4 separate regions of the Homo sapiens genome follow, and all the other regions are linked to region 4. A link is a loop called in an ENCODE intact Hi-C map of the cell type or tissue named here. Cell type or tissue: heart right ventricle. All regions are shown on one strand. Links, peaks and the distances in the headings refer to the core of each region. The heading gives the core; the rest is flanking DNA. Region 1 has its middle 15 kb from the start of RNF182. Region 2 overlaps JARID2 (jumonji and AT-rich interaction domain containing 2). Region 3 overlaps JARID2 (jumonji and AT-rich interaction domain containing 2). Region 4 overlaps DTNBP1 (dystrobrevin binding protein 1).

Region 1 (8,542 bases), core at 1,779-6,778, 1.7 Mb after region 4:
TGAGCCAATCATAGTCAAAGGGAATTTCTGAAACCATGATTGGCATGGGCCAATCACATCATTCCCTGGGGCTGGACACACTGGCAGGTTAAAAAAAAAAAAAAAAAAAAAAAAAAAAAAGGACTTCTAAGAGTACGAAAAAGGAAACAGTTGTTGAGCAGACACCTGCCAAATGCTCCCTACTGCTCTCCATCTAGTTCAATGCCGAGAAGTTTCTTACAAACAGTAAATCAGCACTGTTAGGAGCGAATGAAGAACTTCCTATATAAATGAATCCAAACCCAGTCATATAACAATCATAACCTACTATTGGTATCATCATCATCATCATCATCAACAGGGATCATGATGAAAGGCTGAATCTAAAAGACCAGGATTGTCCACTTGATTTAAGCTGTAGCTTGTTTTATTGTCCTGGATACTTTTATACACAGTTACCGAAAACACTTATCTTACACTCACCTAAATTAAGCTGAAAGGCTATCACTATTCATTGCTTTCATGTTGATTGCCAAATTAAATAGGGGCTTATGTATAATTATTTGACGTGGAGGCTTGTCCTGACTTGTGGGAAAATTCCTCTCGATCTGTCCATCACCATCAGCTTTCATTCATTCAAACTGAGTCACCCAACCTTTATCACTTCCTGCTAGCCTGACTACAGCTGTCATTTATCTCTTATCACTGCTTCACAGTATGCCACCTTGTGTCCTTCATTTTTGTTGTTGTTCTTTCTCACCTCAAATTTATTTGATTTACTTTTGCATGGATTTACTCATCCCCCATGTCTTGGCGTTCACACGTTTACTGCAATGTTCTTTTTGAACATGTTGTAATCTAACATTGCTCACAGATATATAAATTCCTCCATGGGAAACCTTCAAGGTTACAAATCACATGTAAGACTACAAATATCAGAGTGCTCTTTGAAGCTGTGCTCCATTTTGAGCCATTTAAGAGACTGCAGGGGGAATGAACAGCGCAATTGAGCAATTCAAGAAGGATGACAGAAATGCCAGGGAACAGAAAGATAGCTCAGCCTCAAAGAAAACTCAGAGGACCTTGGGGCAAACTAACTGCCAATACTGTAAAGAGACAGGAGGAGCACAAAAGCTAGCAGAGGACTCTTGTGGAAAGCTGATTTAGGGAAGATAACAATACAAGAAGGATAACTACTGGCCAGGCGCGGTGGCTCACGCCTGTAATCCCAGCACTTTGGGCGGCCGAGGTGGGCAGATCACCTGAGGTCAGGAATTCAAAACCAGCCTCGCCAACATGGAAAAACCCCATCTCTACTAAAAATATACAATTAGCCAGGCATGGTGGCAGGTGCCTGTAATCCCAGCTACTCAGGAGGCTGAGGCAGGAGAATTGCTTGAACCCTGGAGGTGGAAGTTGCAGTGAGCTGAGGTCATGCCACTGCACTCCAGCCTGGGCGACAGAGCAAGACTCTGTCTCACAAAAAGAAAAAAAAAAAAAGATAACTATGAGGAACAATGGTGATCATATGGTAATTCAGGCTTTCTTCGATATTCTGTAACTTTAAGTCACTTAATAGAATGCCAAGGCTTGTTTCTGCTTCCCCATCTGTCTCCATAGCCTGGGATCCACTCCCTTCCTCCTTAGACACAATGGTGACACAGAAGAGGAATGTGGAACACCTAATAGTTTCTCACAGAAAAAGAACCATTCTGACTTCAAGCAAGATCTTTCTACAAATTTAGTTCCCTTGAAATCTTCTGATAATACATAATGAAAAATGAAACAGGCAATATTTCATGGACATGCTTGCATATTATTTCACTTTACTTCTATGAACTCCCAAATCCCCAACTAATTTTATTGCCTGCATCCTCATTTTCTTCTTTTTAACAGCCCCCCCTCCACCATCTATGCATTTTGACCTGACTCATATCCCAGGTTCAAAAATAATAATAATAATTTCTAAGAAAAAATGGTCCCCTGTGTAAGTGAATGACTCTGAGTTTGTCCTGCCTAACCCTTTAGTGCCTAGCTAACATGATACCACTGCGTCTCAAACCAGGAGCAGTAGCCTTGGCTCTATGGCAGCTCCACCCTAAGCGTGCCTTGTTTTTCCATATATAAAATGAAGGGGGTTTAACGAGGTGATCACACACACAGATCTCTTCTCTCACAAGCAGTATGGCCTATGATTAAGAGCAGAATTTCTGAAGCCCTTCCAGTTTTACACAAGAGATTCTAATGTGGCCTTTCTTGTAAACTAAGTAACCTTGGGCAAGACTCTTCATACCCCTGTGTCTTGGTTTTTCCATCTGTAAAATGGGCAAGATTAAATTACCTATCTGGTGAGATTGTGCTGAGGATTAAAAGAGTTAACATATGCAAAGTGCTTAGAATACTACCTGGCAAATAAGCTCTACATTAAGTAGCTGTAGCTGATTATGGATTCTTTTTTTAAAAACAACTTTTTTGAGATATAATTCACATGCCATACAATTCACCCACTTTAAGTGTATAACTCAATGGTTTTCAGTATATTTACAGAGTTGGAAAACCATGAGCACAATCAATTTCAGAACGTTTTTTATCACCTCAAAAAAATACCCTATACCCTTTAGCTATCACCTTCTGATCCTCCTACACTTTGCCCCCAGCCCTAGGCAACCACTAATCTGCTTTCCATGTCTACAGATTTGCCTACTCTGGAGATTTCATATAAATGGAATGATACAATATGTGGTCTCTTGTGGCTGGCTTCTTTCACTCAGCATCATGTTTTCAAGGTTCATAAATGTTGTAGTGTGAATCAGTATTTCATTCATGACATTGTATGAATATACCCATTCAACAGTTGATGGACATTTGGGTTGTTCCCACATTTTAGCTATTATGAGTAATCCTGCTATGAACAGTCATGTACAAGTTTTTGTGTGGACATGCTTTTTCATTTTCTTTGGGTATAAACCTAGAAGTAGAATTTCATAGGTAATTCTACGTTAAATCATTTGAGGAACCACTAGACTGTTTTCCAAACTGGCTGCGTTTTTTTTTCATTCTCACCAGCAGTGTATGAGGGTTCCAATTTTCTACATCTTTACCAACATTTGTTTTCTGACTTTTAGATTCTAGCCATCTTACTTGGTGTGAAGTAGTATCTCATTTTGGTTTTGATTTGCATTTCCCCAGTGACTAATGATGTTGAGCATTTTTGCATGTGCTTATTGGCCATTTGTAAGCTTTGGATTCTTATAAACTATCTATTCCTGATGCTTCAGGAGACCTTATACAGTCAGAGACACCCACAGTAGATCCAGATCCTAGATTTCTATGAGAGTTTGAGGATCCTGTTCACCATATCTTGGCCCTTACAATGTGAGGCTATTAGCCAACTTCTTTTTTATTTTATTTTAAGTTCTGGGGTACATGTGCAGGATGTGCAGGTTTGTTACACAGGTAAATGTGTGCCATGGTAGTTTGCTGCACCTATCAACCCATCACCTAAATGTTAAGCCCAGCATGTATCAGCTCTTTTTTCTGATGCTCTCCCTCTCCCCACCCTCTACCACACAGGCCCCAGTGTGTGTTGTTCTCCTGCCTATGTGCGTGTGTTCTCATTGTTCAGCTCCCACTTATAGGTGAGAACATGTGTTGTTTGGTTTTCTGTTCCTGTGTTAGTTTGCTGAGGATAGCCAAGTGCTTGATGTTACACCACTCAAGGGAAACTGGAAGAGTAGGATATTCCATCTTGAATTTGATCAGGCCCCTGTTTAGCTTCCATTTCTACTCTGGCTTCTTTCATTTCTATGAAAACCTGAAAACCCTAAGACATCCCTTTTATTCCAGTGTCTTCCAGAAGTTCCAATTATCATAATTTGGATTTTCTTAAATTTTTCTGCTGCTTTCTATCTTTTTTCTATGTGTAGAACCTCTCACTGTAAAGTCTTCAAGGTTGTGGAACATGTGTATCACTCCTTATGCACATGGTAGTGATCTGTACCTACTGGCTGAGAATGTGATCCAAGTCTTACCACATTCTAAGAAGCAGCCTCCTTAAAGTAGCTAAAGCTGTTTACACTGGGTTTGTGACTTCAAACAAATTAATTTACTTTTATTTCCTCATTGGCCAAACGAGATTCATAATAACTAGTTTGTAGAGGTCTTGTGAGGAGCAAATAGGATGATGTATATAAAGTATTTACACGGTGCTAAAGAAATAATAAGAACAAAATAAATGTATGTATACCCATCAACCAGTTTATGCCTACCTTAGGTTATCCTGTTAAAAGTCACCTGCAGGTTGACCCTCCAACCCCATGGGGCCAATGGTGCACAGCAGGATTCAAGATATGAGCTGCCCAAGAATACAATTTGCTGAGAGGTTGAAAAATAAGAGCAAGGAACTCCAGACTCCTAGGGACCACGTAGGCAAGGCTGAATTTTCAGGGGAATTTCCACTCCATCATGCTCAGAGATAAAGGAGCCAAGGCAGAAGGCACTGAGCAGTCCAGAGAAGCCCTCAGCCTCATGCCCTTTCTGATTGGCCTTAGGCATTCCTTCAGTGCTACAAGGACACTTCTCCTAAGCCTCAGAAGAAGAATCCAAACACAACAAAGTTCTCCACATCTGAAGAGAAGAGCCATCTAAGACGACTGAATGAAACAATCTCCAGAGATGGGATCTGTTCTCAGCCATGGCTTTCCCTTTCTTGTGGCTTTACAACAGATCCACCTGATAAAGACTGGCTAGAAGGCCTGGGGGTTTAGCTGCCTGGTCACTTGCTGCCATCTATGGGTAGAATATTAAAAGTGACCTAAGGGGAAATTAAAATTTCACACATCCATTCCTGCATTACGTTTAAATGTCGCTCTACAGAAAGTAGCTTGTTGTTTATTCACACTGTTTTTCCTAATTTGCAGAAATATCAGACGGAAGCTTTAGGGTATCTAGAAACCCTACTATAAATATCAAATCTGACTGAGAACTGTGATGCAGATTGTGCTACTGGTTTGAAAAATAAATGGATCCTGATTTCAAGCTCAGTATAGACTTTAAGTGGGAGCAAATTTTGAAAATAGAGATCAAATTAAGAGTTTTTTAGTAACAAAAGTTACTGTTTTAACTAAAAATAAGCTCATCAAAACCTAATAGAGCAGAAAAGGTCCATTTGTCACAGCTGCCATAGAATTAGGATCTTCACAATTATTTTAAATAGTACTTTCTCTCCACAGCTAGAAACTTCTGCATACAGAGACAGAAAAATGGGCTTTAATGAGAAAAGCTCAATTGTGTCCTGAAATATTTATACCAGCTTTGCAAACAAGTATAAAACATTTACCAATGCTGCCTACAAACACTCTCTTGAAAAGGATACAAAATGTAATCTCTGATTCACCAAAACACACACACACACAAAGTTGTTTGATTTATCTGGTCTGCCAATTTTAGATAAATTAGATAACCTAATTTATCTGGTGTGCCAATTTTAGACAAATGTAGATAAAAGTCTAGGGTAGGTCGAATAGAACAATGAAAAGAGAAAATGGCAACTTAACTTGGAGATATGGAGGTAGATGACCTATGCACATAATTCTTAAAACATTCAGCATATTTCTGGTTGTTATAACTATCTCTTAACTAGGTATGAGATCTTAGAAAGTAGAAATTATATTTTATTTATCTTTGTATACCCCACAGCCATTCTATTGCATGAAATTTAGACAATAAATATTTGTAGAAATCTAGTCGATCAAATTTATTTTGTACTACTATGTGCCAGTTGCTGCTCTTGATGCTTGTTCTGGGCATTGTTGCAGGAGGAAGGTAGGAAGGGAGGGAGGAAGGGAATGAGGAAGGGAGGGAGGAGGGGAGGAAGGGAGGGAGGGAAGGAAGGAAGGAAGGAGGGAAGGAAGGAAGGAAGGAAGGAAGGAAGGAAGGAAGGAAGGAAGGAAGGAAGGAAGGTAGGTTGGTTTGTTTCAGTGTGTGTTGAAATGATGAGTTCTAAATTTAGCCATAATATAAGGCAGGAGAAATAGTACTTTGTTGAATAGATAAGCTCAAACAGGATCTTTCGATTTGGCTAATAGTCTGCCTTGGTGCAAGCCTGCATTACCAAGAAAATGCAATGCATAAAAGCTAAACTTAGTTGGTTAAATCCAAGCAGATCAGTTGATTACTTTCAGTTAAGGCAGGTAACAATGTCACCTTTGAGAAAAATAAAAATAGATTCTCATCTATGTTATTGACACTTGTATTTCTAGAACCCAGAAAAGTTCTTGCCACATAATCCTCAACTAATATCTATTGAATGAATATTAATATCATAACCTCCTTCTAGAGGCATTGTCTAGCATACTTGTACAAATAAGGCTTTCAGAGAGATGGAACGACCCTCTCAAGGTTGTTTAACTAGAAACTAGTTGAATTCCAACTGGCATCCCAATGTTTGATTTCTGAGATTCCAAAGTTGGTCATTAGACCAGATCATGTTATACTGCTCAGATCTTGATTCTGGTCTTATTGATGCAAATAAATGCAGAGAAACAAGTATAGTGAATCTATAGCCATGGCACCTGCCTTTGCCGCAGAGCCTCACTCTGTCCACCTTCTGTCTGATGGTATCTGAAGGGTTCCATGATAATCACTGAATTACATAACCACCCAAATGAGATTGTTCTTCCATCTGTTAAGGGCCATCAGAGCCCCCGTGCAATGAATTTCAATTTAAGGAGCTTTATGTTCCATCTGGAGCAAGAGGATTCATTCCTATATAAGAGGAAAAGATCACTGTGATTTTAACCTGGTTTTAATGACAATGACTCAATTCAAATTTAAAATTTTAAATGATGTTTCAATATTGTATGTTTCAGCACACTGAGAGAATCATCTTGCCAACAATTTCCAAAGTCACATTTTCACAGCAGTAAATGCTCATTAAACCATATATACATGAACTCTCATTGCAGTATTGTCTGTAACAGGAAAAAACTTGGAACAAGCCCAACTGTCCATCAAAGATGGGATAAAAAAAATTGTGTTATGTTCATACCATACAGCTATTAAAAAGAATGAGGTAAATCTACATATGCCAGTGTGACAAGATGTCAAAGATATCACAATAAATGGAAAAAAAAACAAGATGCAAAACGCCATGCGTGTTTTTAATACAGAGAATGACTGCAATAAATGTCAGTATATGCATATCAAAAATTTTGGAAGAATATACAATAAACTATAAACAGTAATTACATTGGGAAATAACATTATGGGATAATTTCACTTTATTTTTTATTTTTTGAGACAGAGTCTTACTCTGTCACCCAGGCTGGAGTGCAGTGGAGCGTTCTCGGCTCACTGCCACCTCCGCCTCCCTGGTTTAAGCAATTCTCCTGCCTCAGCTTCCTGAGTAGCTGAGATTACAGGCGCCCATCACCACACCCAGCTAATTTTTGTATTTTTAGTAGAGACAGGGTTTCACCATGTGGTCAGGCTGGTCTCGAACTCCTCACCTCAAATGATCCGGCTGCCTCAGCCTCCCAAAGTGCTGGGATTACAGGCATGAGCCACTGCGCCCAGCCTCACTTTAAACTTTATACATCTCGGCACCATGTAAAATGTTGACAATGATCTGTAATTTAAGAAATGCTTGTTTTATTTTGTTTTAAATATAAATAAGTATAATAAATAAATTTAAAATTAGAATAATTAAACTGAAAGTTTAAAATGACACTTTATATGTAAACTGAATATGATCCTTTTGGAGAAGTACTGTGTGTCACAAGCATTACAAATGTTTATATTCTTTAGCCCAGTAAACTTTAATACAAAAAAACTTTACTCATGAAGATATTTGTTACATTACCGATATAATGCAAAAAGTTGGAAGCAAACCAAATTATTAATAGAAGAGTTAAACTGCCATTTGCAATAAAATATTATACAGCCATTCAACATTGTGATAATATTGTGACTATGAAATAACATGAAATGCTTATAATGTCAAGGATAAATGGAAAAATATAAAATTAAATATTTAAATATGCTTGGTAAATATCTCAATGGTAAAGAAGACTATGAAATAACATTGTGTTCATTAAAAAAACTGTGTTATGTTCATACCATACAGCTATTAAAAAGAATGAGGTAAGTCTACATATGCCAATGTGACAAGATGTCAAAGATATCACAATAAATGGAAAAAAAACAAGATGCAAAACGCCTTGTGTGCCTCTGTTATAATGTTAAGGATAAATGGCAAAATATAAAATTATACATTCAAATGTGCTTGGTAAATATCTTAATGGAAAAGAAAATAGAAAGAAATATACCAGCGCTAAGTAATATCGTTTAAATGGTATCACTCTTGGTTATTTTTCTTCCTTACACATTTTTATACTTTCAAATTAACCACTTACTACATTTGCACCAGAAAAGAATGTAATCATTGATGTTGATGAGATATTAAAAAGAGCAACATTTTTTTAATCACTGGCCAGACATATAAATGTATTCACATTTTTTCTTTCATTTGACCCTTGGCTTCGTGTTGAGGAAAGGTGTGTTC
Region 2 (8,542 bases), core at 1,627-6,626, 180 kb after region 4:
CTAACAGTCCTATGCCAAATACTTTTTTCTTTTGTAATACCCTCCCTGTGCCCCTTCCTCCCCAAATGATTGATTTAGAAGCTTCCTGGGCATCCTGCCATTAGAAGCTTCACACAAGGGTGGCACTGTTTCTCCAGGTTTCCTCTGGGGTCATCAACAGTGTAGAGTTAACCAGCTTATTGCTATCTGTGCACTCAATCTCTAGGGTAGCCCTGACTGCGGCACAACAGCAATTTCCAGGTTAATTAAATCCTATTTCTGTCCAGGATTTCTGATAGCCTGCAAACCCAAGAAGGGCATGGCGTGACACACAAATCAGCTGGATCAAGCAGGAGCAAGGGGGACCAGGCGGCTTAAAGTGAATGCACAGCTGTTCCCTTGCTGAGGGAAGTACATGCCAAAACATCATTTTATTAACTCAATTTTCCAATATTAAAAACGTAAGCTGGTAAATCCAATTATTTAGATTACATCCCAATTCTAAACAAAGGGCAAGGAAAGGGTGGGAGGGAGGGTCTGTTCATTCAAAAAAAAAAAAAAAAAAAAAATCAGACAGTTCGTGTCTGGCAAATGCAAAATGACCGGCATGGCTGCGCTCTTTGTGCCGGTGTGGGAGCTGGCCCTGAAGCTTTGCCAACTTGCTGAAAGGCCTATTCAAAAAAAAAAAAAATTTCCTGTGTTTCCATCCCCAAAATAATTACCCACTCCATTCGCCCCCCAGACACACACACTACAAACCTGGCAGCCACTCAAAGAAACAAGAGTGTGCCCGTGTGTGTGCGCACTGGAGGTTGTGGGGGGTCGGGCAAGGGATACCCTCTACCCAGGGCAAGCTGCCCACCAAATTCAAATGCAAGTGCGGTTGCGAGCAAACCACACAGAATGGTTGTAAACATCCTGAACAGTAAAGAGAAAATAAACACATCCTCAAGTGAACCCAGAGGCTAGCAGAGACCAATTCATAGCAAACTCTGTAATGAGAGGCACTAGCATAGACCATATCCTTCTAAGCGCAAGGTCCACCCAGTTCCCACAGTTTTAAACGGTCAGGGTTTGATTTACCAGAATGGGAGGGCATCACACAATGACAAAACGGGAGGTCAGCTGGCTCTGTAAGCAGAGTTATCCTACGCAGAATGCCTGCTTTATGGTACTTCTGGAGATGGAGCCCTAGTGGTCCACAGCCTCATTTCTTGCTTTACACATAAACTGATGGAACACTTTGTTTATGCAAAAAACCGCAGGATATTAAATATTTGCAGCACTTGTCTTAATTAAGTTACATAGGAAGCTATTTAGAATAAACATTTGCCATAGCCGGAATTTGCGTAAAGAAATCTTTTGTTAGTTGAATTCCCCTCAAGATGAAACATTATGATGTTTTGCTTGGTCAGTGGTACAAGCAAAAGAGTAGTGGTGTCACAAAACCTGAGTTTAGTTCACCTAACTTGTCACCTAGGGCAAGCTGGGTCTTTTTTTCTTAGGTGGTTTTTTTAAGGACTATTTTAAAAAGGGAAGCTAAGGCTCTCTCTAGCTCCAAGCTTCTGTGATCTTTGACCTCCTCTTAAAAAAACAAGTGGTACCTGAATGTAGTAATTTCTGTAATAAATCTTTTGGATCTATCATTTCGTAAGAGTAGATGAAAAGTCCTGATTATTTTGGAGAAGTAAAATCTAAATCTCCAAACTGTCAGTATTGCTAAAGATTTCTAGCGCCAACTTTCTAACTGCCAGTAAAACAGCAAAATATACTGACTTTTAAAGTGCTAGTACTACCACCTAGCACTTTAGAAGGTGGAGGGGAAGGTGAAAAATTCATTCATATATATTTTAGAAAGATATCACAATTCCAAAAATCCACTCCCCTACTCCCTTAAAGATTAAATAGTAGCAATACAATCTGTAATCTGCATTTCCTTCCACTTAGCCCTTCCAATGAGGAGTAACTCATTTAGGCAACACGTTAACTTACTTCAGAACTGTGAGTCACCCTTAGGAACGCTGACATAACTACTTAAAAATATATTCATCAGCTCTATCCATGAAGAAGCCAGCCCAAGGACAAGGCAAGCCTTGCAAATCCAAACATCACCACCACATCAGGAAGACACCATTCTTGCTCGCAGACACTTCACTCCCTTGGAATACTAAAGTGGAAAACAGGCATCAGAGAGAAAGGTGAATCTTTTTTTTTTTTAATTCCAGGGAAGGATTAGGGGGGTAGGAAAGAGGAGGAAAAAAATTAAAAAATCGAAGATAATAGCACTAAATATCTACAAGATATGAACTTTTTCCCAAATAAAACATGACTTGGTGCATATAAATCTCAGGTAGCTGGTGACATCCTGCACAAACAGTATGAAAAGTAATATGCAGTACAGTTTTTTATTCAATTAATAAAATTATTCAATTATGTTTCTTGAAATCTTCTATGGCATCCTGAAATGTCAGAGAACCAAGACTGCCTGAAAATCATGACTGTCATGATCAAGGAAACATCTGACATTGACTTCTTTTGTGTTCTAGAAAGCAACCGTGTCAAATTTGAGAGGGATCATCATTAATCAACAATTAAAGTGGCAACAAAGCCCTTTTGTTCTGTCAGTCACAAATGACACAGTTATAGTTTACCACCTATGGAAGGCTGTCTGCGCCGCCATCCCCACACGGCATAACCCCGTTGTTATGAGGGATACAACTCCAAGCCCAGGAGGGAAGAGCCACAAATACTCTTCTCGTCAAAGACTGCTGGTCTCAGGACAGTCTCAAGCAAAAAGCAGATAGATCTTAAGGCAGAAGGGACTACATAAAGACAGTAAGAGTCAGAGTAACACATGCAAGTAGCTACAGAATCCAGCCAGGATCTGGCCAAAATAATTTCTAATAGGCTGTTGTAGTTACAAGGAGTGAACAAATTATCTAAGTACATTCAGTTTTAAAAGCCTAGAAGAGCGAGTTAAAATGTTAATTTGCCTTTCTACTATCTCTCGATGGGATTCCCTATTTAGTTTTTAAAATATCATTTCAACAAAAACCCTAGCAGTCTCTCAATTTTAGATTACTCAACACCCAACTGCAAATTGCCAGAACTCTCCTGGCAATGGGCATGTTTGGAAAGGCAAAGGGAATGACCCTGTGAGGCGAGAATCCTGTTTTACTTCCTTTTTTTTTTTTCAAAATGCAAGAGAAATATAAGAAGAAATTGTATTCTACAATGCTATACAGCTTATTAAAAAATAAAAATCCAGGCCAGGCGTGGGGGATCACCTGAGGTCAGGAGTTTGAGACCAGCCTGACTAACATGGTCTCTACTAAAAATATAAAAATTAGCTGGGCGTGGTAGCAGGCGCCTGTAATCCCAGATACTCAGGAGGCTGAGGCAGGAGAATCACTTGAACCCAGGAGGTGGAGGTTGCAGTGAGCCGAGACCGTGCCATTGCACTCCAGGCTGGGCAACAAGAGCAAAACTCCATCTCAAAAATAAAATAAAATAAAATAAAAATAAATAAATAAAGAAAATCCAGTGGAATGCTTCTAAGATAGCTGCAGAAACTTCCCACCAGAAATATCATACCAGATGGAGTTGTGCGGTAGGTGAGGTCCTAACCATCCATTCAGCACACGACAGACCAAAGCACAAAGGCGGCACTCAGAGTGTCCTCTAAGTCCCAGAAGGACCAGAGTGGGCTCTGGCATCTTACATGTCCTCCCTCTCATGCAGTAAGTTCACTAACAGAAATTTTCTTCATTTAAAGGGTAACAAATAGAAAAGGGATCCCAGGCAATTTCCCCACCCACTGCAAATCTTATGAAGTAGCCAGCATGCACCAATAGATGGCAATAGCGAGTCTTTACACTCCAGCTGTGGGATCACCCCTAAGGGGAAAAAAAGGAATGCTAAATTATGACAAGCACTAGTATTAGCCAATTTTTAGGACCTGCACTAAAATCTGGTGCCAGTTAAGAACCCAGCCACTATTTACAGAAAGTAGGTCTATCAACGCTATTAGTAATACCATCTCACCCCTCCAACTCATTACACCCCAAAGTTCTTGTATGGAAAACATCTAGGAATATACAATCCAGCTATTTTAGATCCCAAGAAACATGGCTAGAGATAAAACACACAGCATCTAGCCTTTTTTGGTGAGTATCAGAAAACCTACATTTTCTGATTATCACATTTTCTGAGTATCAGAAAACCCACAACATCTAGCCTTTTTTGATAAGTATCAGAAAACCCACATTTTGGGGCTCTGACAGAAATTTATTTAGTTGCCTGGACCTTAATCATTTGTGATTTTCAAAGTATGGGGCATTACTTAAACTATCACCAACAAAAATGCGGAGTGAAGTCTGCTCTGTAAGAAAAGGATTCACTATAACTGACACATTGTCTCTGACAACATTTGTTAAAAATGCCTAAGATAAGGAAACACAATCATAATTTAAAAAATCTGCTAATAGCTAATGAACTTTAGGAAAACTAATTCTCCTCCACCTTCTGACTGTTTGAGCTCTCTGATGCTGAAACAACGGCACATTCTCCCACTTAAAAACCGGAGCTATTACAGACACAGTGTCTGAGCATCTATGTCACTGGCTGTAGTAACAGTTCTAGAAGACACATTAGTGGAATAAAAATTTAAATACAACCCAAAGAAACTGTGCCAATGGAAAGTGGGCAACAGGGCAAGGTGAGCAAATCAACTTCCTTTCTAACAATACCCAGAATATCCCTTAAGCAGCCTTAAATTTTTCCCAACATTCAACACTGCACATGGTACCATATTTCAGGCCACAAAACAGAAACCAAATGGCATCACTGAATCAAACCAAAGGGAGGGACCTGAGGGGCTGGGAGGCAGGATGCAAAGGGGTCAGCCCAAACCTTCCAACTCACAATATTCTACCTCGATTACAATCTTAATAACCATTCCATGACCTCAGACACCTCGCCTCAGTACAACATGAAAGTCCTCCCAGTTTTTATCAGCCAAGGACCAGTCCGCTGTTGCAAGCTGTGAATCCACCTGATGTCAAGAATGTGCACTAAATTGAAAGAGGTCACATATGTAGACAGCGGCAGTGGACAACAGATGAGCAGTGAGTATCTGCAGGACATACATGTTCATCTAATTGCGTACGGCTTAAATGAACCCTCAAAGGGTCGGACGAGAATATCTTCTGACTACATCTCAAGTCAAAACGTTTCCAAGAAGGTAAAGTCATTCTCTCTGATTCACAAGGGGTCTTGATGTCAAGTATGTTATCTGTGTTTCAGGCACGGAACCAACAACACTCTGCTAAAGGTACAGCATTGCTGGTTTAACACATGTGCCTCAGAGTTCCTTTCCAGAGACAACATGCTTGCATTTGCTGTGACATTATAAAAGTACTCTATGGGTTTTTAAGGCTTTGAGCCAAGCCAGTAGCAGAAACTCCCAGGGGTGAGACTGGGAAGAATGAGGAAATCAAAACAAGCCCTTCTCCTCATCCAATGAAGCTGGCTTGTTACCCCTCTTCTTTAGCATTTTAACTCCATGACAATTTCTGATCCCCACTCAGTTTCCGGAAACATCCTGAGAAAAGAAGTCCAATCTCTTAAACAGGACTCAAGATAAAAACACCCAAGCTGTGTGTAATTCTGAAGGGCTAAAAGACAAAGACTTCCTGTTCAATTAAGTCCTTCATTAATCCCTCCTGCTTAAGCCCATTTTCCTTGTCTGTAGACAGGAAATGATAAAGCCACAAGGTCAGCCTCCTTCAGTGCAGCTTAAACCCTCCAAAGAAGGCTGCAGCCACATATCCATCGTAGGTTCCTCACAAAGCCTCACTATCTGTTCATTTTTTCTGGATGGCATTACAAAACAGAGGGAAGGGTGATCAAAAGTATAACCAGGAGTGAAAGAAACGGGAGAATAAATTGCACGACATCCTAATAAAACATAACAGCAGGGGTGCAAGTACAGGAGGAGGATAGAGATCCATGCAACAGGCTTATAAACCTCCAACAATGAAAGCAGCCAATGATAAGATTTTTCAGCTAAAAACTTCTTAAATGAGCAATGTCCAAAATCTTATCTTTTACCCCAACCTCAAACCTAGCTTCACTGAGTCCTCTTGCACCAGGAGTAATTAATGGTTGTGATGCTTCCTATGAGAGGCACTGTAGCTGGGTTTGCCTCATTCTCCCCTGTTCCACTGCCTGAACCAGAAAAAGCACCCCCCACACCTTTTTTTTTTTTTTTTTGAGACAGAGTCTTGCTCTGTCACCCAGGCTGGAGTGCAGTGGCGTGATCTCAGCTCACTAAAACCTCCCCCTTCCGGGTTGAAGCGATTCTCTTGCCTCAGCCTCCTGAGTAGCTGGAATTACAGGTACCCAACACCATGCCTGGCTAATTTTTCTATTTTTACTAGAGGCAGGGTTTCACCATGTTACCCAGGCTGGTGGTCTCTTACTCCTGACCTCAGGCAATCCGCCTGCTTTGGCCTCCCAAAGTGCTGGGATTACAGGTGTGAGCCACCGAGCATGGCCACAGTAAGGGATTTCAATGGAGCAGATAGAAGGATACTGTGGAGGGAAACTGCTTCCTAGCTCTTTTCAAGCTATGCTGCCCCCACCACAGGAAGGCAAGCCACCATTGAAGAGAAAGGATAACATTTGCCTAAAGGATCTTTAAAGCGGGGGCTGCCAGGAGGAACCACAATAACAAAGAAGTTGGAATTGTCAGAAAAATACTCACATTTTGTCCACATTGGTCAGAAACAATGACGTGCAGAGGAATCATGGAAATGAACTACATCCTTCTACGCTCTGCAATTCACAGATGAAAAAAGCTACGTACGTACATCTCCCTCACTGCTGACTTCAGCAGAATGTTATGCCAGCCAACTGGGCAAATGCAGAATCATGTTCATAAAGATGTGGGTGACAGGCACTGGGAGGGGGGATGCATAACTACCCTCTTTATAATGCAACTTTCCGATTCCGCCAGCCTCAACATGCCCTAATGGTCTCCCTTTGATCAAAGAGGCATCCATCTTTAACTGTGTCAATCCACTGCCAAACTCCACACTCCCAGCCATATATCAGTCCTGGGAAGGGTTGCTGAGGCTTCTCCTCCAGCAATTTGTAAATGAGAACATTTCCAGCTGGATACTTCAAGTTTCCTCCCCATCCCACCACCCCACAACCCATTTCCAAAATACCATCAAAAAGCAGCCATAGTAACTTCATACCCAGAACAGGCCCCAAGACATTAAACCTGTGTGGGTTTGGAAAACAATACTAACAGACACTGACAAAAATATTCTATCTTCTATCTATTCTGCTAAGGGCCCACTTACCTTTCCAAAAATTCACTTGTTCTTCTTAAGTGGCCTTTCTCCACCCTCTTCTAAGAATTTATTTGTCCTCCCAGAATCGCCCTTTTGCCCCCCACATCCCATTAGGATGGTAAATTCTTTCTTTTTTTTTTTGAGACAGAGTCTCACTCTGTTGCCAGGCTGGAGTCCAGTGGCGTGATCTCAGCTCACTGCAACCTCCGCCTCCCGGGTTCAAGCGATTCTAGGATGGTAAATTCTAACCTCCTCTTAGAGTCACATTTCTTTGTGAACTCAACTAAATCTGTTTTTTTTTTCCCTGTTGCTAATCTGTCTTTCATCCATTTAATTAGCAGGCTCCCCAAAACTGAACTTAAGAGGGTAGAGAAAAAGTTCCTCTTTTTAAAATACGTTTCTTCTATTTTTTTATGTCATACAACTTTAAAAGCAGAGAATGTTACACAAACTAGCACTGCAGATAGACAACCCTAGTAACTAACTAGGTTAAGGGAGGACTTCCACAATGTAAGCGTAAAGGACAGTGCATAAGGAGCTGAGGCCAAGGGTTCATGGTGTGATTCAGCTGGACATAAAAGGGGACAGACCTTAGGGAATGGATAATGAAGGAGACACAGTTTCTGCCTTTCAGGTCTGAACAGGAAGCCTTAGGTTTCATGAAGTGCGACATAATCCAGTCACAGCCTCACAACATAAAGTATGACCTAGACTACACCATGGAGTCAGTGGAGACTGCCATTCCCAACCAGTCCCTGAAACAACCTCCCTCTGGGACAGAAATTGGCTTGGGAACTCAATCATTCACCAAAAGGGACCTTTCCAGGAAGAAAAGATGACCACACACCCCTGTGCTTCCAGGTAGAATCTATGCTGAAGCTGAACAGTAAAACCGTAAAATCACACGGCTGAAGGACAGGGTGGCCTGCAGTCGGGCTCTAAGAAGGACCTGGATATGCTGGGAGGGTTCCATTTAGAGCTCCAGAAGTGCAAGACCTATGTGACCAGGAGAGCACTCAATTGCTCTCTCAGGGAAGCACAGTCCACTTGAACCTCATTCTCCCCTGAACTGAACTCATTATAACTGAATAGGAAAACACAGAATATAAACATTATGGGGGAAAAAAAAAATCACAAGAAAAGCCTTCCAAGCAGGAGTCCACACCACTAGAAACAGAAAAGATTGCTGGGATTTTTCTAAT
Region 3 (8,542 bases), core at 1,417-6,416, 360 kb after region 4:
TTGCCTGCCATGGGCACACGCACACGCCTGACTTTAAGAGGTTTAACAAAAGAGTTAGAGCCCCGAACTTCCTTGACTTTAATTAAACTTGGCTTCCACTTCTGAAAAATCCTGAAGTTTTTATTTTGTTCTGTAGTCTCACTAATGCTTTTAAATGAGAGATGCTGTGAAAAGGAAAAGCAAATTCTTTGCAGCTGCGTGTGAGCATTCTGCCAACTGAAGCACAGGAAGAAGCTCTCCCATGTTAAAAATTTCCAACTGGGAGATTTACAAAACAGCAGGGGAGGATGGATGGGGCAGAGGGAGACGTGTGCATGTGAAAGAGCTGCAAAAAGCTCCCTTTTTTGTGTTCAAGTCCCAGAGGCCTTCGGAGGCTTGTCATGCTTCAGCGATTGCCACCCCCTCCCATTTTACACCCCTTCCAAAGCCACCGTCCTTTCCATCCAGGCTTTCGGATATAAGTACACATTCTGCAGAACCACTTCTTAGCTGTTCCTTTATTTTACCCCCATCTCCCCAGGCCGCCCCAACACTCATTCTGCCATAACTGGATAATGGAAAGAAGCTTAACAGGGAGGTAGCAACCATTTCCCTCTGACTAAATGAAGTCCTGGCGTTAAGCTGCACTCCTCAGGAGGAAATGACAAGCATTTTGGCAAATGAACTTTTTTGTTTTCTATTAGCAGCAGCAAGATATCCACTGTTGACAACAGCAAAAGTTCACAAAGATAAGCTTCTAGGCTGTGTTTTTAAAGCTCTTCGGAAAATCTAGCTCTACCCTTACGAAAAGCCAATTTGGTCAAAAATGCTGTCAGAAGGGTTTGGAGGTTTGGTTTTAAATTTCCATATTAAGTGATGGGGTTTGGTCTTTTCAGAGAAGGAAAGAGTCACCACACTATCACAATTTCTAGGAAGCAGGCATGCACATTAGGTATGGTGTCCCACTGTCGTCCATCACCTATCCCCTGTTCTGGGGTGTGGGGTTGTCCATACTATTAACCGATCCCCGCCGCAGTTAAGCCTTAGGAGTTGCAACCCCACAGCATCCTCGGGGGCTGCTGATGTACACTTCATGGAACCAACTTTCTTCTTACTAAATCCTCCGCTGAATGCAGTTTTTTCTCAGGGCCCCAAGCAACACAAACACATCCTCAGGAGTGCAGGTAAAATATAAACCCTCTGGGGATCAGCATGCACACCACCCAAAAACCCCCTACTGCATATCTACAGAGGTGCACAGTAACAAAGCACTGGCAGACAGACAGGAAGCACTCCATAAGGTCCTCGGGAACGCAACCATTGAGTTCGCGCGTCACACCGGACTTCTGAAGACAGGACAGCCAAAAAATATCCTTCATAAGGAGTTAATGCCATGGCTTGAAACAGTCAACCAGAAAATTCACTAGAACCAGCTTACTCCATTCCCAGAGCATTCAGAGTCTGTCTACATGTTACTATAATTTGAAACCTGATTCTAAGAACATCCTTGTACCTAGGCCATTTCACAACTGATGCTCTTGCAGAAGGTATCGGTTCCCTCCTGGGCACCTACTGCTGTTTATAACCAGTTGGTTAGGCTTCAGGATCCTTTCCTGGTGGTTGCTGACATGCCTTTTGCTGCCCCTCAAGCAGATCTTTGAGCTATCTCTATGTAGATAAAAGGAAAGGCCTCACTCTGTCTTATGTCAGATACTGATAAGCCGCTTTAAGATTTTCTTTTTCATGGGAGTGGGAGAATAGTTTAGGAGAGTAAGAGAATAACACTCCAGGAAGCCCAGGGTCTCTTTGGACACTGTGTTCAGAGTTTCAGAGTGTTGAATTCACCATCTCTCCCCACAGCCAAAGAAGACAACTTAACTGTTTGCCATCCAGTAAGTTGCAATATGTCAGCATTAACCCAAACCCTCGATCACGCAGCTAGAAGCAATACTAATATACAGGTGGAAGAGAATGCCTACAATGAAAGGGGCACAGTTGTGCCTATTAGAGCACCTAATCTCCACTCAGGGACGCACGTGCACCCCACATTACAATGGAGAACACTGAGAATTTAAACCACGGCCTGGTGATCCTCCTGGACATGCAGCTAATAAGTGGCTGAGGGACAACCAGTGGTCAGCTGGCGCCCTGATTGTTATTACAGCAGTGCATTTTCTAGGAGGCAGGCCACTGGCGAGGTCTCCTGGGGTCATGAGATGACTCTGACATGAAATAACAAACACACACAATCAGATATGCGTCCACAAAGCTGTTTCTCACCCTGCCCCCAAAAAATGTTTAAACATTGAGAGTGTAGAACTTTCAAGCTACCAAAAGAAAATGTTTTGCCTTAAAATGACAAAAAAGCAGAAGAAACTTTGATGAAAGATTCCTAAAACTCAAAATATACTACAAACACCCTAGCCAGGAGAAACACGTTGAGCAACGGAAGTGCAACCAAGCGCTGCTAGGCTGACAACAATGACCATGAAACTGCTGTTTCCTTATGAGGCCCTGCAAATTAGTCCTTCCCCCAGCGGGAGAGGATATGGAGCTCACGGTTTGCTATTTTCCTTTTCATTACTACTATTCCAGGGTGCAGGTAAGAAAGAGAAAGAGAAGGAATTTGGGAAGACGTTAAGAAGTAAAACTCTAAACTATTACTTATGTTGTTTGCTCTCTGTTGGAAGATCATTGTAACTAATAGTTAAAATATACTTGGCAGAGACCGTGCTAAAAAGCTCTTTAAAAGAGGGGCCATACAAGGATCCCCAAACTCTGCTTAATCAGTACCAACACCACAGGAGATTCATCGGACACACTTGTCTTCCTGGGCTCCAGAGACTTCCTAAGGTAAAATGGGAAGACACAAATGTCTCCAGGAGAGCATATGTGACAGTTCTTTGAGAGAAAGCTGATCAGTATTGACCTTTAATTTGGAGACACTAAGCCTCGTGCCATCTCTTTTATGAATATGAGAGAGCACTTTGGGACCTTTTCCAGCTGGGAGGAAGGAAGCACAATTATTCACCCCCGTTGGCTAGGAGACCTGATGAGCTCCACTTTCAAAACCGTAACAGACCAGCCACCGCCCATGCCCTCCAGTTTCCATGAGGCAGAGACCCCTGAGTGGAGAAGGGGTCTGAATGTAAATGAGGGAGGGGCTGGGACAATCCCACACTATCCTGTGAATGACCATGATGCTGGTCCCAGATTCCTGCTTGCCCAGTCCAAAAGCAAGTGAACATGCTGCCCGGGCTCATCAGGTCCCTGGGGAAGAGGGTCACCTTACACTGTTAAGACAGCATTCACGGAGAGCCCTGCAGAATACTCCTTAATTGCCTGGAAAGTGACCTGTCCAATGGGGCTTTCCTGGCTTCTTGGCTGCCAGCCAAGAAGTAGCCTTAACTTCTGTACCCATGGGGAGAGATGAGGGCAAGTCCCAAAGCAGTATCACTTCACAAAATAAATCTCACAGAGCCAAATCTGGAATGTTACTGCACAGATATTTGAAATCCCAGCTGACAGTCCTATACCTATTTGGGGCTGGGAGGATGATTAAGGCTTTAAATCTCAATTACACTTATGGAACTCTAAATGACTGCGTGGTTTTTTTTTGTTTTTTTTTTTTTAATGCAAACCTAAGTTTGGGATGCAGAACTACAGAGACAAGAACTCAGCAAGCACCCCCACTTCCTCCAAAGAGTAGTCAAGTCCCACAGCACAGCCCGGAGCAGTAGCTGTTAAAAGACAAGGGCTGGGCTGGATCCGGCCAACATTACAAGGACAACCAACTGGTCTCATTCCTTAGTCTTGTGCTTTTAAAGGGCAGACGATGTGCCAACTATTTTAAAGCTCCAACACACTAATTCTGTAAACAATAATAGCTACAGCCTGCACACTGCGCACTGGAATGGATTCCTCAACTTGGCCTCATCACTTATGCAGCTGATGAAACAAACACTGACAGCTTTTTTGCATTTGTAAAGGCCCCACAGCAGCTGTGGTGATCCCACCATAGAGCAATGAATTAAGCCTGAAACCCAGCTGGGTCTGAACAGAAGCCTTTTTTGCACAATACAGCAAGACTATCATTGTTAACCTAGGCATTATTGGGAAATATTCTGCATTACATTATAGGGCAGTTCTAACTCAATTCTTAAAATTAGCTCTAATAAGCAATTTTAGTAGGAGGGATGTGGCGTTAGCCTTTGAAAGGCACAAGTATGTGTATAGGTTATAGGTACACCACATAAAAGCGGCCCGGCAGAACACAGATTTCCAGTTAAACAATGCAAAGTTTAAAATATTAACTCCTTCTTAGATATTCTCTCTCTCTCTCTATCTCTCTCTCTCTCACACACACACACACACACACACACACACTCACACCTACCTTCTAAACTGAGGTGGGTGTCTAAACTAGTAAATTCTTGGCTACTTGGCCACTGCAGAGAAAAATATTGAATATAGCTGTCAGGGCTCCTGTTAGTAAGCCAAACTAATGACCTGAGCACAGGAGTCAATTTGGAACAGAAAACCATACCAGAAAAACTGGAGTGTGAGAAGCATGATTAATACCATTAGTAAAGAATTTTTTGACAATGACCTTGAGCACTATGAAATAAATAAGATTCCAAATACTGATTAATACCATCAGTAAAGAATTTTTTGACAATGAACCTGAGGACTATGTAATAAACAAGATTCCAAATACTGACGGACACACTGGTGTTTACAGGCTTCTTATCATCAGGAAGTTCTAGGAAGGCAAAGACACCCACACCAAGACATGTGCTCCTACAGAATCGGAACACGCACTCTCTGCTTCACAAAATGCTTCTCAATACCACTAGGCCACATGACATTTGCAGTCCCCACCATCCACTTCTCTTATGTTGCCTTACAGTTTTTCTAACAATTAAAAATTGCCTGAAATTAGCCAGGCATGGTGAAGCGCAGCTCTAGTCCCAGCTACTTGGGAGGGTGAGGTGGGAGGATCGCTTGAGCCCAGGAAGGTTAAGGCTGCAGTGAGCTGCGTTCACGTCACGGCACTCCAGTTTGGGTAACACAGCGACACCCTGTATCTAAAAAATAAAAATTGCCAGCCGGGCACGGTGGCTCACGCCTGTAATCCCAGCATTTTGGGAGGCCGAGGCAGGCAGATCACCTGAGGTCAGGAGTTTGAGACCAGCCTGGCCAACAAGGTGAAACCCTGTATCTACTAAAAATACAAAAATTAGCCAGGCGTGGTGGCGGGTGCCTGTAATCCTGGCTACTCTGGAGGCTGAGGCAGGAGAATCACTTGAATCCGGAAGGCGGAGGTTGCAATGAGTGGAGATCGCGCCACTGCACTCCAGCCTGGGCGACAAAGTGAGACTCTGTCTCAAAAAAAAAAAAAAAAAAATTGTCTGACTCTAGTTAAGGACCAATCTCAACAATTTCACACCAACTTGGGGAAAATAAATCTAGTAAATTCAGAGAAATCAAAAGAATACAGTAACATCCCTCCTCCTTTGAAGAACTCCTATTTCTTAATGGAGTTCATTACGAAGGGTAGTTTTTCAAAGAAAAATAAAAACCATTTTTGGTTCAGCAGGCTTGGAAGGAGAAGAAAATCAGGGATAATTTCTAGGTCATTCTACTCCCCATAGTCCTCTGCCAAAGAATGCTGACAGAGGTAACCACAAGAAAGTCAAAACCTAAGGTAATGCAGGAAATCTGAAGTCCCACCATCAAGCCACTGGAGCATATGATTCCAGCACAAGCACGTGTGACCAGTGTTTACGGTTTGCAAAGGGGTAGAGGAAATGAGACCACTCTTGGCCACCCACAGTGACATGGAGAGTGACAGGCAGTAAGGAAAATGAGGACCCCTACCACACACACACACACACACACACACACACACACACACACACACAAACACACACCCTCCAAAGGGCAAGCTAGAGCCCCAGAAGGGGAGGGCACAGCATAGGACTCTGCTGAACAGAGCACATCACTTCAGAGGCATGAACTGAAACACAGCTTAATGACAGAAAATAAATTTAGTAGTAATACGTATAAGCACGCTTTTCTAACAAGGTATTCCAAGAGAAATGCAAACAAATCCACACAAAAACCTCCACACAAACGTTCACCGCAGCATTGTTCAAAATAGCCAAACGGGCCGGGCACGGTGGCTCACGCCTATAAATCCCAGCACTTTGGGTGGCCGAGGCGGGTGGATCATGAGTTCAAGACTAGCCTGGCCATCGTGGTGAAACCCCGTCTCTACTAAGAATACAAAAATTAGCCGGGCGTGGTGGCGCACACCTGTAATCCCAGCTACTCGGAAGGCTGAGGCAAGAGAATTGCTTGAACAGGGACCCGGAAGTGGAGGTTGCAGTGAGCCAAGATTGCGCCACTGCACTCCAGCCTGGGCTAGAGTGAGACTCCATCTCAAAAAAAAAAAAAAAAAAATAGCCAAACCATAGAAACAACTCAAATGTCCATCAGCTGATGACTGGATACACAAAGCATGATACATCCATACAATGGAATGTTATTCAGCCACAAAAAGGAATGAAGTACTGATACACACTCCAGCATGAATTTTAGAAACATAATTTTAAAAGACACAAGACACAAAGTCCACATATTATATGATTCCATTCACATGGAATATCCAGAATAAGCAAAAGCACAAAGACAGAAAATGATTCGTAGGTGTAAGAGGCTGGAAGAACTGGGGTGAAGATCACTTGAGGCCAGGAGTTTAAGACCCACCGAGGAAACACAGCGAAACCCCACCTCTATAAAAATTTTAAAATAAGAAAATTAACAGGCAAAAAAAAAAAAAAGGCATGAGATTCTTCATTTATACATACCTTTTCCATGTCAGTGCCTACTCAGACAAAGTCAAAACCATCCCCTGGGCCGGGCGCGGTGGCTCACGCCTATAATCCCAGCACTTTCGGAGGTTGAGGCAGGCGGATCACAAGGTCAGGAGTTTGAAACCAGCCTGACCTGCACGGTGAAACCCCGCCTCTACTAAAAATACAAAAAATTAGCCGGGCATGGTGGCGCGCGCCTGTAGTCCCAGCTACTTGGGAGGCTGAGGCAGAATTGCTTGAACCAGGGAGGTGGAGGTCGTGGTGAGCCAAGATTGCGCCACTGCACTACAGCCTGGGTGACAGAGCAAGGCTCCATCTCAAAAAAAAAAAAAAAAATCCCTGAATTTGTATATAAGGTATACAATATACAGTAGGACGTAGTAGGGAGTACAAAAGTAAATTCAGTATTCCTTATCAACTTTAGAAATCTTTTAACACTCAGCAAGGAGGATTACTTGCTGCTGATGGCAGAAACCACATTCCTTAGAAGAGAAAACACCAGGCCGGGCGGGGTGGCTCACGCCTGTAATCCCAGCACTTTGGGAGGCCAAGGCGGGCAGATCACAACGTCAAGAGATGGAGACCATCCTGGCAAACTAACATGGTGAAACCCTGTCTCTACAAAAAACACAAAATTTAGGTGGGTGTCGTGGCGCACGCCTGTAGTCCCAGCCACTTGGGAGGCTGAGGCAAGAGAAGCGCTTGAACCTGGGAGGTAGAGGTTGTTGCAGTGAGCCAAGATAGCGCCACTGCACTCCAGCCCAGGCCACAGAGCAAGACTCCGTCTCAAAAAAAAAAAAAAAAAAAAAGAAGAAGAAGAAAAAACACCATCCAAGGCCTTCATAGACCGTATATAATGCCTGTCCTGAAAAACAAGCTGTTAATGCCTGAGCAAAGTGACATCGTCCTTTCTTTATTGGGATGACCTCCATGTACAAAGGGAGTAGTAATAGGACTCTTCTTACCATTAAGGTCTTCATTTGTATTAAAGAACTGTAAGCAAACAATGTTTGGCTGTAAAAGCTTTGCAAGTCAAAGATAATGGCCTTCCTTGGTAAACTGACTGTTCTTTATAATCATCATTATTTATACTCCCAAGAGGCTTTTGCCTAATGCTCCAATAAATTCTGGAAAGAAATAACATGACAATTTCAGCAAGTCTCATGGAAGAAGGCAAGGGAAAAAAAGGCTACTTGAATAGAAAGTGTGTTTCATCCTGGGGTATGTCAGTGTTGGGACAGTGATCACATCGCTTAATTAGAGCAAGGAGTACATTTAGAAGAAAGAAGAAAAAGCCACCACTTTTTAGCTTCAGGTATTTCCAAGTGAAATCTATCCTCCCCACCTCCCAATGCTTTCCAGCTTACCAGGGCCAAAAGAAAACCCATTTTAATAGCATCATTAGAGTTTTGATTTATCACAAGTACAGAAGAGCGTGCAGTATTGCACTCCTTATCTCATCCAGACAAGAACTCCATTGAACATGAAGCTTTGCAAGTTCTTATTTGTACCAGGAGTTTCTGCAGAACTAATTGATGGTGTTTATATTGAGCTGGTGTTTATATTTGAGACAAGTATTTCCCGACCTCTTCAACTATGAGACTTGGCCCATGGCTTAGATATGCCCAGAGCCCAGACTCTGGGACACTTAGGCAAGCCAAATATGTTCTTTATTTAAAGGAGGT
Region 4 (5,000 bases), core at 1-5,000:
GTAAATCTGTTTACGGATAGTTGTTGTTTGCTTAATACCACTCTATTGATTAAATGCATTCTGCCACAGTTCTCATTATTTTCATAGTCAATTCTGTTTAGAAAATGCAGTCTCTATAAGTCTTTCATAGAATATATTGTATGTTCGTTCCCAATTAGGATTCTAATATCCTGAAAAATGTTTGATGTTTAGTGACACATGACCTTATTCTTCAGAAACTGCATTTTGGCTTCTTAAATGCACAAGGTAGGCCTTCCAAATGTTCACTTGAATCCTCTCTTTTTTAGTAATCTGAGAACATCTAACACTAAAGACAAATGAAAGCTAAAACATTATCTGATATACTGTTCTGGTTAATCACTGCTAAATTAATTTGAGTCATTTTTTTCCTCTCATCTATGTCTAACCGATATTGAGCTCTTTTTAGAGAGTTAGTTCAGTTTTTTTTAGAAGGTATGTCTGGATGGTTGCTTTTCATATATATTGCCAATCTGAATTATCTGTTAGCCTTTGAAATACATGCTTCCTTTGGGTTTTAATCTATTGCTGTTATTTGCCTGATATTTATAATTAGTAATGAATGACTGTGGAAGATAGCATATCAAAACTTGGAATTTTAGAGACCTAGTTAGTATTTGTTGGCCTAGAATAAGCCCAGAGAGAGTTGTTTTAAAATCATGAGGCTTTTAGCTAAGCAATTTAAGCTTTATAGAATCATTGCTGACGATATTCTTTACAGTAGGAAAACAAACACTTTGAAGCCAAATTTGATGGAGTGAGTTGTGTAAACATGTATCTGTACCATTAATGTACTTTATGAATTCATTTTGATGCATTTATGTATCAGTCTTAGATTTTGGAAACATTTAGTGTTTTAAATGCTTACTCATTTACTGGGTTTTTTTTTTTGGAAGCCTCAAAATCTCTCCTATTATTACCCAAATACCTTGACATAATATTACAAAGCTTAAATAGTTAAGCAATAATAAAAAATAAAAACAAACTTAGAAGAAAATGGTAACCGATTATATTTAGTCACAGGGTCCCCCTAACTTCTTTGAACTTGTTGCCCTTTCACTGTCAAATGTAACACCATATCCTGTCAGTCCCTCCATTTTCCAGGCTGCTTCACTCTTTTGGTCTTACTTTGCTCTCTAGAGGCCCTGCTTTTATTGAAGGGCAAAGGATTTATGTTATGTGAGCAATTTGGACTTTTGATGATGCTTTTAGCTGTGTTATCCCATGGCTTCATTAATATGGCTCCTGGTACCTAGCCCCTTGGGAATTGTTAAGTTACAACAGATGATCCATTCATATTGGCTTCAGTCCAGCTTACAGGAGCCTATTTAATTGATACTTACTGGTAAGGTTTGTCGTTTTAAAAATAAGTAATAAGGGTATGCTGGGAACTGGAAAACAAGGGCTATGAACTGACAGATCGGGTTTGGCTCCCAATCCAACTTCCTCACTTTAAAAACTGTGCAGATTTCTCAATGGCTCCAAGCTTTAGTTTTCTTGTCTGCAAAATGACGATGAGCATACCTGTCTTGTAGGTATTTGGAGGATTAAAGGAGATGACAAACGTAACCACTTAGCACAGTGCCTGGTACATGCTGGGCATCTGCCACGCACCACGCACTGCGTACAGACTCTGGACACACAGCAGTGAACAAGGCTGGGCACCTGCCATCAAGATGCTGACGTTCTAATGGGGGCCTCTCTAGCCTTTGCGAATTCACAAAACCATTATTCTGTGACACGAGGGTTTGGATGGATGTTAGGCAGTTTAGCTTGTGCTGCAAAACAGTTTAGAATGCAAAACCACAAGATTCAATGTGGTGATATTAGTATTCTGTACATTGAAGGTGTGTAAGCATACAATGGAATATTTTTATCCAGATTCTATGCACTTTCTTATTCTGTGAAAAACCACAGTGCTTTTTAATCATAAAACTGGAAAAATATGTTTGAAAAGTATATACTGAATTATCTTGAACTTCCACTAGAGGGTAGTATAATCCTATTCCTTTATTGAAGTTCAAAATGTTAAAGCCTTGTCTTTGAATTTTCTCTTAGTTTATTTTATATGACCTATTTTTAAAAGACTGTTCCCTTCATCTAGAACAGAAGATTCTGGGTTTTGTTTTTGTTTTAAAATTTTAATTTTTTTAAGAGACAGAGTCTCACTCTGTTGTTCAGGCTGTAGCATGGTGATGTGATCATAGCTCACTGCAGCCTCAGACTATTCCTGGACTCAAGCGATCTTCCTGCCTCAGCCTCCCAAAGCTCTGGCATTACAGGATTGAGCCACTGTACCCAGCCAGAAGATGCTGTTAACTCTTAGATAAGAATTCTTAGATATAAGAGAATAGCAGCCGTATACTGAGTTTGTGTTTTTCTTTTGGTTTGACCTAGCCTGATACAGTATTATTTTGCTTTTTTCTGTACAGAATTTTAGAGGGCATCTAACAAAGAGATTATCATAGCTCTGTCAGTTTTTCATGGACTAGATTATCAGATGTCCAGGTTCCTTTCTGAGGCTAGACCCTTCAAGAGGCACATTAATTCTCTTAGACACCTTTTAGGCTACTACATAGATCTCATTTGTTCCATAATGGCTTTTGCAAGTTAATGTACTTCTTAAAGTTTCCTTATTCATACCATCATTACCTTATTACCTTAGTACATAAAAGTGTAACGTAAGCATTTGAACAGTCTTGTGGTCTTTCAGTACCTGGCCTCTGTGACCTATGGGTTTGCAGCCAAGGAGAGTTCTTTGTTCCATAAGGCTAATTATTTTGTTAGAAAATAACTCATTAAGTGGGAAATAATTTTAGTGTGCTGCTTCATTCTTTATATATCAGTGGTTACACTACAGATGATATGTATTTGAAACAAATGGCACAAAGAAAAATTCCAAACAGAATTGCTTTTCCTCTGGGACGGCCTTCTTGCAAAAATTTGTGAAGCTCTTTTTTGCACAGCTGTCAGGCATTCCCAAATGGCTTTTCACAATAAAATTCTACCTATCTCTTTCACTGATCACTAAATGAGACATATGCGGTTGTTATAGCGAGCAAAATGGTGAGGCTTGAGCTTCTTGTAAAGGTATATTTGTGTCCATGGAGGCCTGCTAGTATTTTATGTATATGCATCCTAAGTTGGTTACCAAATGTACTCATATATGCAACTTGTTTTGCAACAGGAAATGAGCAGGCTGTGACAGGGAAATTAAATTTCTGCTAACTTAAATTCAACATAAAATATTCGGAATACACATTACGTATGTACTTGTCATTATTATATGAAGAGCTTTTTTAAGTTTAATATAAGGGGATGAACCTTTATTTTTTTCAATGCAATTATTTTATATTTTGTTACTGATTTCAAGTCTGCTAAGTGTTAAAATGGAAAATTTTCATCATTTCTTCTGTTTTAAGTCACTGATAATGTGACCTGGTTTAATATACTAAAAGTATCATCATGTTGTTTAATGTTTTCTAAGTTCTCTGCTCATGTTTATTCTTTTACAAAATTTGGCATAGTCTCTTAATATTTAAACTAGATGACCATGAATAGTTTTGCCTTCTCAGTTATTTTACATGTTAGAGTAATAAAATCATTCTATCACCAGAAATTATTCTTTATTGAATTCAACAGACAGGGTTATTAGGGGATAGCAAAAAAGCAAAAATACAGTCTGCACCTTTAAGGCCCTTACTGATTCCTGAGAGATATGAGAGTACACAACTGGTTGGATGATATCAGTCAGAATGTGAGTCCTGTGTGAGGCTGAAAGGTCTGGGGAAGCACAGAAGAGGAAGGGAGCCCTGTGGGAGGAGGGCGGGCTGCCACTGGCCTAAGCCTGAAAAGACAGGCCGGGGTTAGGGACAGGCAGAGGCAAGGAGGAGGAGGCACCAACGCTCAGTACTCCTCTTGTTTTGCTGTAATGTAGAATATGTGAAGGAAAGAAGTGAAGTAAACAGTTTGTGGCCAGAGAGCAGTAGCTCTCTGAATGATAAGGAGTTTAACTTGAAAGGGCTGGGGAGCCTGTGAAGCTTTTTAAAGGGGAGAACATAAATATGAATTTGGTGTTAGCAGTAAAATGACCACGGACTATTTCAAGCATTTTTAGTCTAAATTTGTCATTCAGCACAAGAGCATGAGGCCGTCCTATTCAGAAGTATGTACAGTTTGTTTCTCATTAGGAATTCCAGGTTGATAAACCACTCACATGTTTTCATCTGGTCCCCACGTTATTAACAAAAGAGTGACTAGGGCAGCAAGTACAATTTGTACCTAGAACAGAATTTCTGTCTGTGAGAAATTAATTGGCCTGCCTAGAGATCAACCTCATTTAAGTTCCTGGCCTCATTAGCTCTGTAGTCAACCAACAGAGCTAGAATCTAAATGGAAATTGCCATCTGTCCAGATAAAGATTAAAGAGGTAAAAAGAACATACACATTTTCCAGCATAGAATAATTGTTGGCTCCATTACATAGTTTCTTTTCAGAAAAATCATTTGAAATTTAATTCCTTTTACCTGTAGGAGATCTTAAGTCTAAGACTATAGCCTGGAAAATAACTTATAGGTGTGTAAGTTTGTAAGATAAAAATGAAAATGTTGTTGACATTTTGATCTAATAGATCCATAGATCTTGTTTACATCATGATCATTACTGGTCAATGAAATTATTAGTTTTCAATCACTTTTATTAAATATAAAACTTAGCTAATCTAAAAATTTTCTCTATTTTTTATATTCAAACATTAATTATTTACTGTCAAGTATTAAGTTTAGGTACTTCGGCTCATTTAATCCTTTTAACAGCTTTGCAAGATATGTGTTGTTAGCTCTCTCTTCACAGACGAGGTATCACATTGCATCTCATCTGGCAGGAGCAGAGCTGGGTTTTTAAGCTTGTGCTTCAAAGCCTAGCTCTTAACCCGTCCCCCATATGCTAAGCATACATGCACGATACTGAATGCACCAAGTAGC

Evidence for each region. Peaks named below come from ENCODE experiments on the same cell type or tissue, not always from the same donor. Only the 100,000 strongest peaks of a DNase experiment are listed, where the experiment ranks them.
Region 1: a loop joins it to region 4, with 4 times the contacts of the local background. A loop is called at or near these places in 8 of 110 quality-filtered maps.
Region 2: a loop joins it to region 4, with 5 times the contacts of the local background. A loop is called at or near these places in 5 of 110 quality-filtered maps.
Region 3: it touches region 4 in a loop (2.7-fold over the local background); 8 of 110 quality-filtered maps call a loop at or near these places.

What each region holds. Positions count from the first base shown.
Region 1 is chr6:13,905,277-13,913,818 of GRCh38, reverse strand. No RefSeq gene overlaps it. Among named protein-coding and RNA genes, the nearest start is that of RNF182, 15 kb to the left of the region's middle. RefSeq lists a cis regulatory region at 493-854. In heart right ventricle, for the core only: CTCF peaks have their summits at 4,569 and 4,770; no DNase peak of the experiment used is centred there; H3K27me3 peaks cover 573 bases.
Region 2 is chr6:15,436,742-15,445,283 of GRCh38, reverse strand. The region is part of intron 3 of JARID2 (jumonji and AT-rich interaction domain containing 2); the gene reads right to left. Among named protein-coding and RNA genes, the nearest start is that of DTNBP1-AS1, 110 kb to the left of the region's middle. RefSeq lists enhancers at 260-760, 6,325-6,394. In heart right ventricle, for the core only: a CTCF peak has its summit at 3,841 (motif pointing right); a DNase peak (open chromatin) is centred at 3,823; H3K27ac peaks cover 703 bases.
Region 3 is chr6:15,260,436-15,268,977 of GRCh38, reverse strand. The region is part of intron 1 of JARID2 (jumonji and AT-rich interaction domain containing 2); the gene reads right to left. Among named protein-coding and RNA genes, the nearest start is that of JARID2-AS1, 16 kb to the right of the region's middle. RefSeq lists enhancers at 1-494, 495-1,052, 1,053-1,611, 3,606-3,745, 3,751-4,260. In heart right ventricle, for the core only: no CTCF peak of the experiment used is centred there; a DNase peak (open chromatin) is centred at 3,774; H3K4me3 peaks cover 1,640 bases; H3K27ac peaks cover 2,846 bases.
Region 4 is chr6:15,620,724-15,625,723 of GRCh38, reverse strand. All of the region lies in intron 5 of DTNBP1 (dystrobrevin binding protein 1), which reads left to right. Among named protein-coding and RNA genes, the nearest start is that of DTNBP1, 40 kb to the left of the region's middle. RefSeq lists an enhancer at 3,870-3,969. In heart right ventricle, for the core only: CTCF peaks have their summits at 1,804 and 2,016 (motif pointing right); a DNase peak (open chromatin) is centred at 3,853; H3K27ac peaks cover 2,832 bases.